2 separate regions of the Homo sapiens genome follow, and region 2 is linked to region 1. Evidence: chromatin contacts called from ENCODE Hi-C or POLR2A ChIA-PET data. All regions are on one chromosome and are shown on one strand. The core of a region is the stretch at or near the end of the contact, and the rest is flanking DNA. Distances in the headings are between cores, read along the strand shown.

What was found. A loop is a pair of places that touch in the nucleus more often than their neighbours do. ChIA-PET counts read pairs that join two places held with the same protein, here RNA polymerase II (POLR2A). Pooled maps may share reads with other maps.
Region 2: a map of PC-9 shows a loop between it and region 1 (4-fold over the local background). The contact joins two enhancer-like sites. A Hi-C loop is called at or near these places in 2 of 168 maps with a recorded cell type or tissue (PC-9 and mammary epithelial cell), 1 of 37 single-sample maps with no recorded cell type and 5 of 50 pooled maps. POLR2A ChIA-PET finds 5 or more read pairs at or near these places in 1 of 52 experiments (WTC11).

Annotation. Positions count from the first base shown.
Region 1 is chr1:119,615,653-119,620,254 of GRCh38, forward strand. ZNF697 (zinc finger protein 697) reads right to left here. Exons shown (of 3, transcript NM_001080470.2): 3 at 3,725-4,602. Among named protein-coding and RNA genes, the nearest start is that of LINC00622, 19 kb to the left of the region's middle. RefSeq lists a silencer at 1,780-1,980. Within about 2 kb of position 2,884, at least 2 of the 41 ENCODE cell types and tissues checked have a DNase peak (open chromatin) inside an H3K27ac peak, as active enhancers do.
Region 2 is chr1:119,944,017-119,948,933 of GRCh38, forward strand. NOTCH2 (notch receptor 2) reads right to left here. Exons shown (of 34, transcript NM_024408.4): 17 at 4,398-4,550. Among named protein-coding and RNA genes, the nearest start is that of ADAM30, 50 kb to the left of the region's middle. RefSeq lists an enhancer at 4,650-4,917. Within about 2 kb of position 3,660, at least 3 of the 41 ENCODE cell types and tissues checked have a DNase peak (open chromatin) inside an H3K27ac peak, as active enhancers do.

The sequences.
Region 1 (4,602 bases), core at 1,634-4,133:
CCCAGCTACTGGGAGGCTGAGGGGGAAGATCACTTGAATCCAGGAATTCAACATCAGACAAGACTTCATCTCTAAAATTTTTATTAAATTGAAGTTAAAGAAGGATCTAGGGACCTTTATTCCAGCTTTAACTGTGGGCTCCTTTCCTTCTTTCATTTTACCGATGAGGAAACTGAGGCCTGGGAAGTGAGATGGCTTTCTCAATGTTCACCTAGACCACCGTCTGTAATGGTGACCTAGGATTTGCTACTTTTAAGATGAAAAGGGAGGTGAAGGCATAGAACTAGGAGGTTGCCCTACCAACATATTCATAAAGTGGGGTGGGGGGGGCGGGGGGCGGGGAACCTGGGATGAGAGACATTTAGAAAGAGGGCAGAGGACAGGTTTAACCAGAAGTCAGCTATCTAATCCATTTGTCTGGCCCATACAGCCCAACCTCCCATCTGAACATCAGCTTGTGGACGTGGGTGCTGCATAAATGGAGACAGGCAGGTGCCTCATGGTATAGAAATGAAAGTAGCTGGGGGTGAGAGAAACTAAGCAAAGGGGTGGAGGGCAAAAACAAGCGAGTATTCTTTTGTTTTAGAAGAAGAATATTTTTGCAAATAAGAGTGAAGAGTGAAAATCCTGGGTTCTTATTTCAATTTTGCCATCGAAGTTAAGCAAATCTTTTTACCTTCTTGCGTCTGTTTCCTTTCCCGCAAAATGAAGGATATGGCTCAGTTCTAAGGTCTGTTGCCAGTGACACTGGGCTGTAAAAGTGTAAGATGATTTGCATCCTCTGGCACCTGCACACTTCTGCAGCTAAACTTCATAATAACACAAGCCTCCATGTGCTTATTTGTTTGTATGAAGCCAAAGCTATTTGAGAAAGTGGTTTCCCAGCCCTTCCCTGGCTCTAGTGGCACCTGGCACCTCAATGGGAAAGGGGCATCATACCTCTCATAGGGTTGTGAAGGGTCAAGAAGTGGGGCCAAGTAGTAACCGATTCCCTCCCTCCCTGATATCTGATGACCACTAAACTGCAGAACTTAATGCTGACTTAAATACGGCCTTTTGTTTTGGCATTAAGCTATAGATGTTTCCCAAGAAGGTTTTAAAATTAATTCTTTGACAATCACTAGAAATTAAAATGGGCAGGACCAATAGAGACAGTGCCTACTGAAAAGGAATCAGAAACCCAGAAAAGTCATGCCTTGCTCAAGTCCACTGCCAGTTAATGCCAAAGCTCTGCCCTGCACACTCCACGCACAGCACACCCTCAAAGGAGAAGCAGAACTAGTTCCTTCTTTCTTCCTGTTCTCAAGAAAGGGAGGCCATGCCTTCTCACTCCCTCATCACCCTGCCCCAGGAGCTGGAAATCCCAGAAGACACAGTCCATATGCACAGCAACTGCCTCTCTCCTCCTTCTAGGCTCCCAGGAGCTATGACACAAGACTTTAGGACACCCCTCAGCAGCCCCTTCTCTGCAGCACTGGGCACAACCACCTGGTAACCACCTTGCTTCCTAACATTCACACAAGCTCCTGAATCTTACAAGAGCCTTCATGTTTGTCCTTTGGTTTGATTTCCCCACACCTCATACCCGCATCTTTCCACTGCACAGATGGGAGCAAGATCAAGAATACCTATAGGGCTTGGTCTAGGCTGCAGCAACACTCAGCAGTGGCTGTGGCAGTCCAGTGAATCTCAGGCTGTGAAGTCATGTCTGTGATTTCTACCAACTCTATTAACTTCAACACAGAAATCGGCAGAACTACTTCAGCTAAAACCTTGAAGTGACCCTCATTTCAGACATTCGCTAATGCTATACTTGACAAGAGAAAAGTCTAGCCAGATCCTTTTCCAGCCCCTTGACAAAGTGAACTAGCTTTTCCAAGGTTACACACTGTCCCTTCCCTCACCCAACAAAGCCAGCTAAAGTGGGCATTGCCTGATTTGCAGCAGTGGTGGGGACTCTGACTTATAGTTGCAGAGTCCTTGGCAGAGAATCTGCTTAATGCTGAGCCTTTGCTGAATGTATCATCTTGCCCTAGCATAACATGTGAAGCCTTGACATGAAGTTCCCCCCGGTCCACCTCCCATCCCTTGCAGCCCCAGGGGCCAAATCCTTAAAGTCAGACTTATAGTTGGCAAAATAATTCGCCCAAGCAGGTTGGGCAGGCAGAAAACAAAATAGGCCTTCACCTTCACCTTTAAATGGTGTTGGAATGTGTAAGCATCTCTACCTCTCTCATATCTGTCTCTCTAGCATTGAGCACTATGCCTGGCACTTGCCCACTCAGCTGAGGGGTGAACTTCTCAGGGTCTCTGCTCTTAATGAGTCACAGCCTTGGGGCCTGGGGAAGGCCAGTCATACACAGATGGTATCAGAACACCCAGGCAGAACCACTCCCTACCTCAGCCCTTGATGCTTTCAGAAAAGCATCTCAGTGGAGTGTCTTCAGTGAATAAAAAGAATGCATGGAACTGCTTCCAGTGAATCCCTGGTCTCCAGGAACTGGCGTCTGGCAGTTCTTTACTCAGGTTGGAAATCCTTCAAATACGTGTGTGGGAATGCCAATTTAAACATTGCACGTACACTGACACCTTTTTCAACCTCCTTAAAAACACAGGGCAACATGGTATATGGAACACCTTGCCACCCACCTCATTGGCTTCCAAAGCTGAGCATTCCCAGCTGCTGGAATGAGACAGGGCGCCAGCTGGATGCAGACAGCATTGTGAACAGTGCCCTGGATCCCACAGGAGCAGCAAGAAACTGAAACCCATTGGAATGTGCTTTGGGTTAGCAGAGATGACCTTGAAACCAGTCTAGCAGCAGAAAACTACAATCTACAGGGTACTTGCAGCTGTGATAGGGAGACAGAGGAGCAAGCACTAGGCAATTCATGCTGGAGGCTGGCCAGGTGTGCTCCTCCCCTCCCACCAGGGGCAGAGAGGATGGAAATTATGTGATTGCCAAGGGCAGCTGAGAAAAGGAGTCATGCCTGGGGTTTTGCTTTGTTGTGAGCTGAGTTGGGGGAATAAAGATCTGAGAGGAGCGGAGGAAGGCTGACTATGAGTGGTGAAGACGGTGAAGGCCAGCAGCAGCCTTCCACACCTATTCCATTGTCATCTGATGGACAGCCAAGACAAGCACTTTTCCTGGCTCTTACTTATGATATTGTCTTCACTATTTGGAGCAGTTGTGTGACAGGAGGCCTACCAGGAGCAGACAAAGCCTGATGCACCTTGCACTGCCCTTTGCCTCCATACCCCCCAGCGGAGGAGAGGATTTGAGCCTTATGTATTATTATACTTACTGTAATTCCCAAGAAAGAATGGGGGGTCTCTAATTGGTCCTACAGAGTTCTCAACCCTGTTTGCTCATTAAAATCACCTGGGGAGTTTCTATAAAACTACAGGAACTTAGGCCTCACTCCAATTAATTGCTCTCTTCATTTAAAAGGCAAACAATCCAAAAAGCTCTCCAAGGTTAAAAAAATCTGTAGCTTAAACTAATCAAACCTCAAGAATTCCAGGTTGACCAGGTACAGTTTTTCTAATTGGAATGTGGGCAGAGGCCCACTCACGGCAAATTCAGGGTGAAGTAGCACAGATAATATGCAAATGTGCCTGTATGGGTATGACTGTATTCTAATGCAACTTTATGTACAAAAATATGCAGGGCAGATTTAGTAGTTTGTCAACCCTTGTTCTACAAGAACATAGCTTCCATAGATAGAGCTGAGTGACATTTAATGTGTGGCAAAGAAGAATGACATGGTAAAAGACTGATATGGATTTAATGACAAATATTCCATATTGGTTGCTGAACACCAGAATGCTGTCCAAGGAACCATCGTTAAATAAAACAACCTGAAAATAAGGCAAATCTCACGTATACAAGCACACTCACACGAAACCTGTTACTTTTAGGATCATTAAATTATTCACTATTTTAACAAACAGCTGTAAAATAACATTACAGTGAAGAAAAATGTGCACAAACTTCAGAAACACAGTTTAGATTGTCTATGAACACAGGTCCTTAATTTGTATTTTTTCACATATGTACAGTCTCTTGATTGTAAAGAGACCACATGGCTCAAGGGGTTAACTTCTCATTTTCTCCTTCCAACTCGGAGCTCAAGATTTAATCAAAACCATTTAGCCTATTTAAATTGCTCCAGGTTTTGCTTAGTAAAGGGCAGCAGAGGAAGACTGCTCTTCATCAAATTCTCCAGGAAACAAATAATACACTTGCTTCCACCATCATTAATGAGTTGGTGGAAAAAGTCCTCAGATTAACGTTTTCAAGGGTGAACCGCAGTTAGCAGGGTTTGCCGAAGAAATATTATTCTAAAACTAGATAGAAGAAACAAACAACCTCCTGAATGCATTTAACCTCACTTAATGCAGGTAAGTTCCCTGAAGAATTGTAAGAAAAAATGGAATCACATTTTAAATGCACCAATAGAGTCGGGTGTTGGTAGTTGGATTGTTTTCTTCTGCTAAGAATGTGCTCATAGAAGGGATATCAACGTAGCAGCTGACTTTTTTATCCATGGTAATAGAAATAATGAGAGAGGTAAATGAAGTCCAAAGATTCCCACTGCC
Region 2 (4,917 bases), core at 2,410-4,909, 330 kb after region 1:
AATAGTAAAATAATCCAAAATAAAACACTAAGTGGAAAAAACACTGAAAAATAAATAAATCAACCTTGCAGCCTAATAAATGCATAATGAACATTATAAAAGGGAGACGCAAAAACTTTTGAAAAAAATAATGGCTAAATATTTACCAAATAATGGTTAAAATATTTTCCAGACTTGGACCCATAACCAAAAATATCAGTAAACTCCAAACAGAAGAAACATAAAGAACACTACACCAGGCTAGGCATGGTGGCTCACGCTGTAATCCCAGCACTTTGGGAGGTCCAGGTGGACGGATAACAAGATCAGGAGATCAAGACCACCCTGGCTAACACGGTGAAACCCCATCTCTACTAAAAATACAAAAAATCAGCCGGGCGTGGTGGCGGGCACCTGTAGTCCCAGCTACTTGGCAGGCTGAGGCAGAAGAATGGCGCAAACCCAGGAGGCGGAGCTTGCATTGAGCCAAGTTCACGCCACTGCACTCCAGCCTGGGCGACAGAGCGAGACTCAGTCTAAAAAAAAAAAAAAAAAAAAAAGACCACCACACCAACAGGCATTATAATCAAGTTGGTAAAAATCAGTGGAAAGAGGATATCTTAAAAGCAGCCACAGGAGAGAGAATTATATATGAAGGAACAGATAAAAGAATTGTGGAATAACAGCAGATTTCTCCTCAGAAATAATGCAAGGAAGAAGATAATAGGATAGCTTTAAAGTGCTGAAAGAGAAAGTCAATTTAGAATTCTCCTCCCTGTGAAAATATCTTTGAAAACTAAAGCAAAATAAAAACCTTTCTGACACACAAAAACAGAAAGACTTCATCACCAGGAGACAAAGACTACACAAAATATTCAAGGGATTTTTTCAGACAGAAGGAAAATGATACCTGATGGAAACACAAATCTACATAAAAGAATAAAGACCAATAAGACTTGAAAATACGTAGGTAACTTAAAGACTTTTAAATTATTTTTCAAATATCTTGAAAAAAATTGACCTTTTAATTACATATTTGATGGGTTTAATGCTATATACATTTTATAACAACAATAGAAGAGAGGCCAGGAGGAATGTAAATGTGAGTGTACAGCTCTTCTCCTCTATATGAAGTGGTACGATTGAAGGTACATTATAATAAGTTAAAGCTGCACACCAGTAAACCCTACAATAACTACTAAAAAATATGTAACCAATATGGTAGTGAATATAGATAAAGTTTTGAAATTTATGTATGTAGATAAAATGTAATCATAAAAATACTCAATTATTTCAAAAGATGTCAGAAAAAGGAAAATGGAAACAATACACAGAAGAACAAAGATAAAGCAAACAGCAAGATGGCATATTTTGAAGCCAGCCATATAAAAACTACATTAAATTTAAACAGTCTAAATACCTGAATTAAAAGATAGACACCATCATACTGGAGAAAAAAAGACAAGACCCAATATACGCTCTCTACAAGAAACCCATTTTAGAGAAACAGGCCAGAAGTAAAAGGATTTTTAAAAACACACTCTAATAATAAAATAAAGCTAGAGTAGCTATATCAGTATCAGGCAAAGTAGACTTCAGAGAGAGAAATATGACAAGAGTTTAAAAAGGCCATTTCAAAATGATAAATGGGTCAATTCCTCAAAAGGACATAAGAACCCTAAATGTTTATGCACTTAAGATTAGAGTTTCAAAATTCATTAAGCCAAAACAAATAGAATTACTAGAGAAACAGATGAATATACAATGATAGTAAAAGATTTCAATACTCTTGAATAAGAAGTAAACAGAAAGCCTCCTTATTATATTCTATGAATAATAAGTAGACAGAAAGTCATAGAGGACATAAAAGACCTGAATAACACTACCCTATCCAATTTGAATTAATAACATTTATAGAACACTGTATGAAAAAAATCTGCAAAACAGACATTCTTCCCTTTCAAAGAAAGAAGAGACAAATTACCAATAGTAGAAACAAGAGAAGGAAACCATCACAGATCTAATAGACTATTAAAGCACAGTAAGGAAATGTTATAAAACAAATTGATGTTATGTCAACAAATTTGACAAAACAGGTGAATTGGACTAATTCTTTGAAAGACAGATATTACCAAAGCTCAATTAAAAACAGATAGCCCATATGGCACTTATATGTATTAGGAAAACCAAACTTGTAGTTAAAAACTTTCCCAGAAAGAAGGTTCCATGTCTATATATTTGGAAGAAAACACACCAGTTCTACACAAACTCTCCCAGAAAGTAGAAAGAAAAACACTTCCTGATATGTTCTATGAGGACAGCATTGCCCTCTTATCACAACCAGACAATGGTAGTCCAAGAAACCTGGAGAACAATATCCTTCATGAACACAGATATAGAAATCCTTAACAACATTTTGGCAAATCAAATCCAATAATACATAAAAGGAATAACACATAATGACCAAGTGGAATATAGCCCATAAATTTAAGATTAGCTTTTAACATTTGCAAAATGTTAAATAAAGTTGATGACAATTTACTTACATTAAAAGACCAAAAAATAATATCACCATGTCAACAGATGTAGAGAAATCAATTGCACACCAAAAAATCAACATTCATTCATTATAAAAATACAAAAAGACCTCTTAAAAACCAGAAGTACAAGGTCTCTCAATTTGATAAAGGGCCTTTATGAAAACCTATAGGTAACATCTCACTTAATGGTAAAAGACTACATACTTTTCCCCTAGGATCAAAAACAAGGTAAGGCTTCTCTCACCACTTCTATTCTGTATTTATTGAAGATCTTAGTACAATAATACTAAAATAAATAAAAGGCATACAGGGTTGAAAAGAAATTAAAAGGCATAAGGGTTATTTATAGACAGGATGATTGTATCTGTAGAAAATCCTAAGAATCTAAACTATCTAGAGGCTAACCTACGAACCTACAACTAATAAGAAGTTAGTTTAGTACAGTAAGAAAACAAAATTAAACTTGACTTTTAAGTCACACAATATGTAAAAATTAACTCAAAACAAATCATAGGCCAAAATGTAAGAGCTAAAATTACACAACTTTTAGAAGAAACCACAGTAGATAAACCTCAAATTTGGATTAGGTGAAGATTTGTTAAACAAGATACATGAAGCATGAACTATAAAGGAAAAACATGCATACACTGAATTTCATCAATGTTAACATTTTCCTCTTCAAAAGAAAATCAAAAGAGAAGCTATAAATTGGAGGGAAATCATTGGGAAGCAAATACCTGTCAAAGAATTCTTATTTAAAAATACAAAGAACTCTTTCAACTCAAGAAGACAACCTAATTATTTCAAATGGGCAAAAAATTTAAATAGACATTTCACCAACGAAGATAGGCAGATGGGCAAAGCACACGAAATGATGCTTAACATCATTGGCAGAGAGAATAATACAAATTAAAATCACAATGAAATACCACTCTACACCCACTAGAAGAGCTAAATTTAAATGATATCACCAAGAGTTTGTGAGCATATGGTTCAAACAGAACTTTCATACAATTCTGGTGAGAATGAAAATAGTACAACCACCTTGGAAAACATTCTGGCAATTTCTTAAAAAGTGAAACATACACTTACGACATGATTCACCGATTCTACTCCTAGGTATTTACTCAAGAGAACTAAAACCATATGTCCACACAAAGACTCATTCATAGCAACTTCATTTGTAATATCCCCAAATTGGAAAACACCCAAATGGCCATCAACCAATGAACTGTAATATGTCCATACAATGGAATACTGCAGAACAATAAACTAGAATGTACTATTGATATAAACAACATGGACGGATCTCAAATACTATGTTCATTAAAACAAGTCAGAACCTCTCCTGACTTATGCTTATCTAACTGCATTTATATAAAATGATAAAATCTGCCAACTAATAATCTATAGTGACAGAAGGTAAAACTGTGACTCCACAGGCAAGAAAGAGAGAAGGTTAAATTGCAATGGGATGAAGATAGTTTTAGGGTGACAAATATGTTTATTATTTTGGGTGATAGTTTCACTTACTATATGTCAAAATGTGCCAAATTGTACACTGAAAATATTTGCAGTTTAATGTACCTTAATTATACCTCAATAAATCTGTTTTTTAAAAAACACTATCATAGCATTGTCCTCACATTTTCAATGTTCACAAATTAAAGGGAATGCTTAAAATATATTCCACTGCCTCAATTCCCAAGGACACTAGCTTCAAAAGAAAGAGTTAAAACACTACTGTTAAATATGCTGGATAAATGACCGGTATGCCCAATGTCAGGCGTGAAAGGCGGCAGCCTCCACTGGGCTCTCCTCTGCTCCCTGTGTGTTTTCCTCTCCTCTGGGGGCTTAAGAGCTGACTGGCATACTCACTGGCAAGGCAGTCATCAATGTCCTCCTCACAGTCCATACCACTGAAGCCTGGTGGACATTCACACATGTAGCTGCCCTGGGTGTTATGGCAGAGACCATGGTTCATGCAGGGCTTGGAGATACACTCGTCAATGTCAATGGTACACCGCTGACCTAGGAACACAGGGCCAATAAATGACCTAGTCCTTGGAAGCTGATTCCCACAAAAATCTACGCAGGACCTGAGCTTAGTTGGGGTGCATGGAGCTATTCCACAGACAAACTGGTTGGCCCCCTGCTTTAGGAAGTTCCAGGAAGACTTCTGTGGCCTAGGAAGTTGCTGCCAAGGTGCTTAAACTCCCTGAAGAATGAACATCATGGCTTGTGAGGCTTAGGTTGCAGCCTTCCAGCCGCTAGGGGGCCCCGAAGACAAGGACAATGGAAAGGCTTTCTAAGCCATTTCAAGTAGCAGCTCCTTTGCAAAACCTGTGTGCTCTTGACAAGATGGACAGGCCTCATAAGACCAGCAGGGCCTTCCATA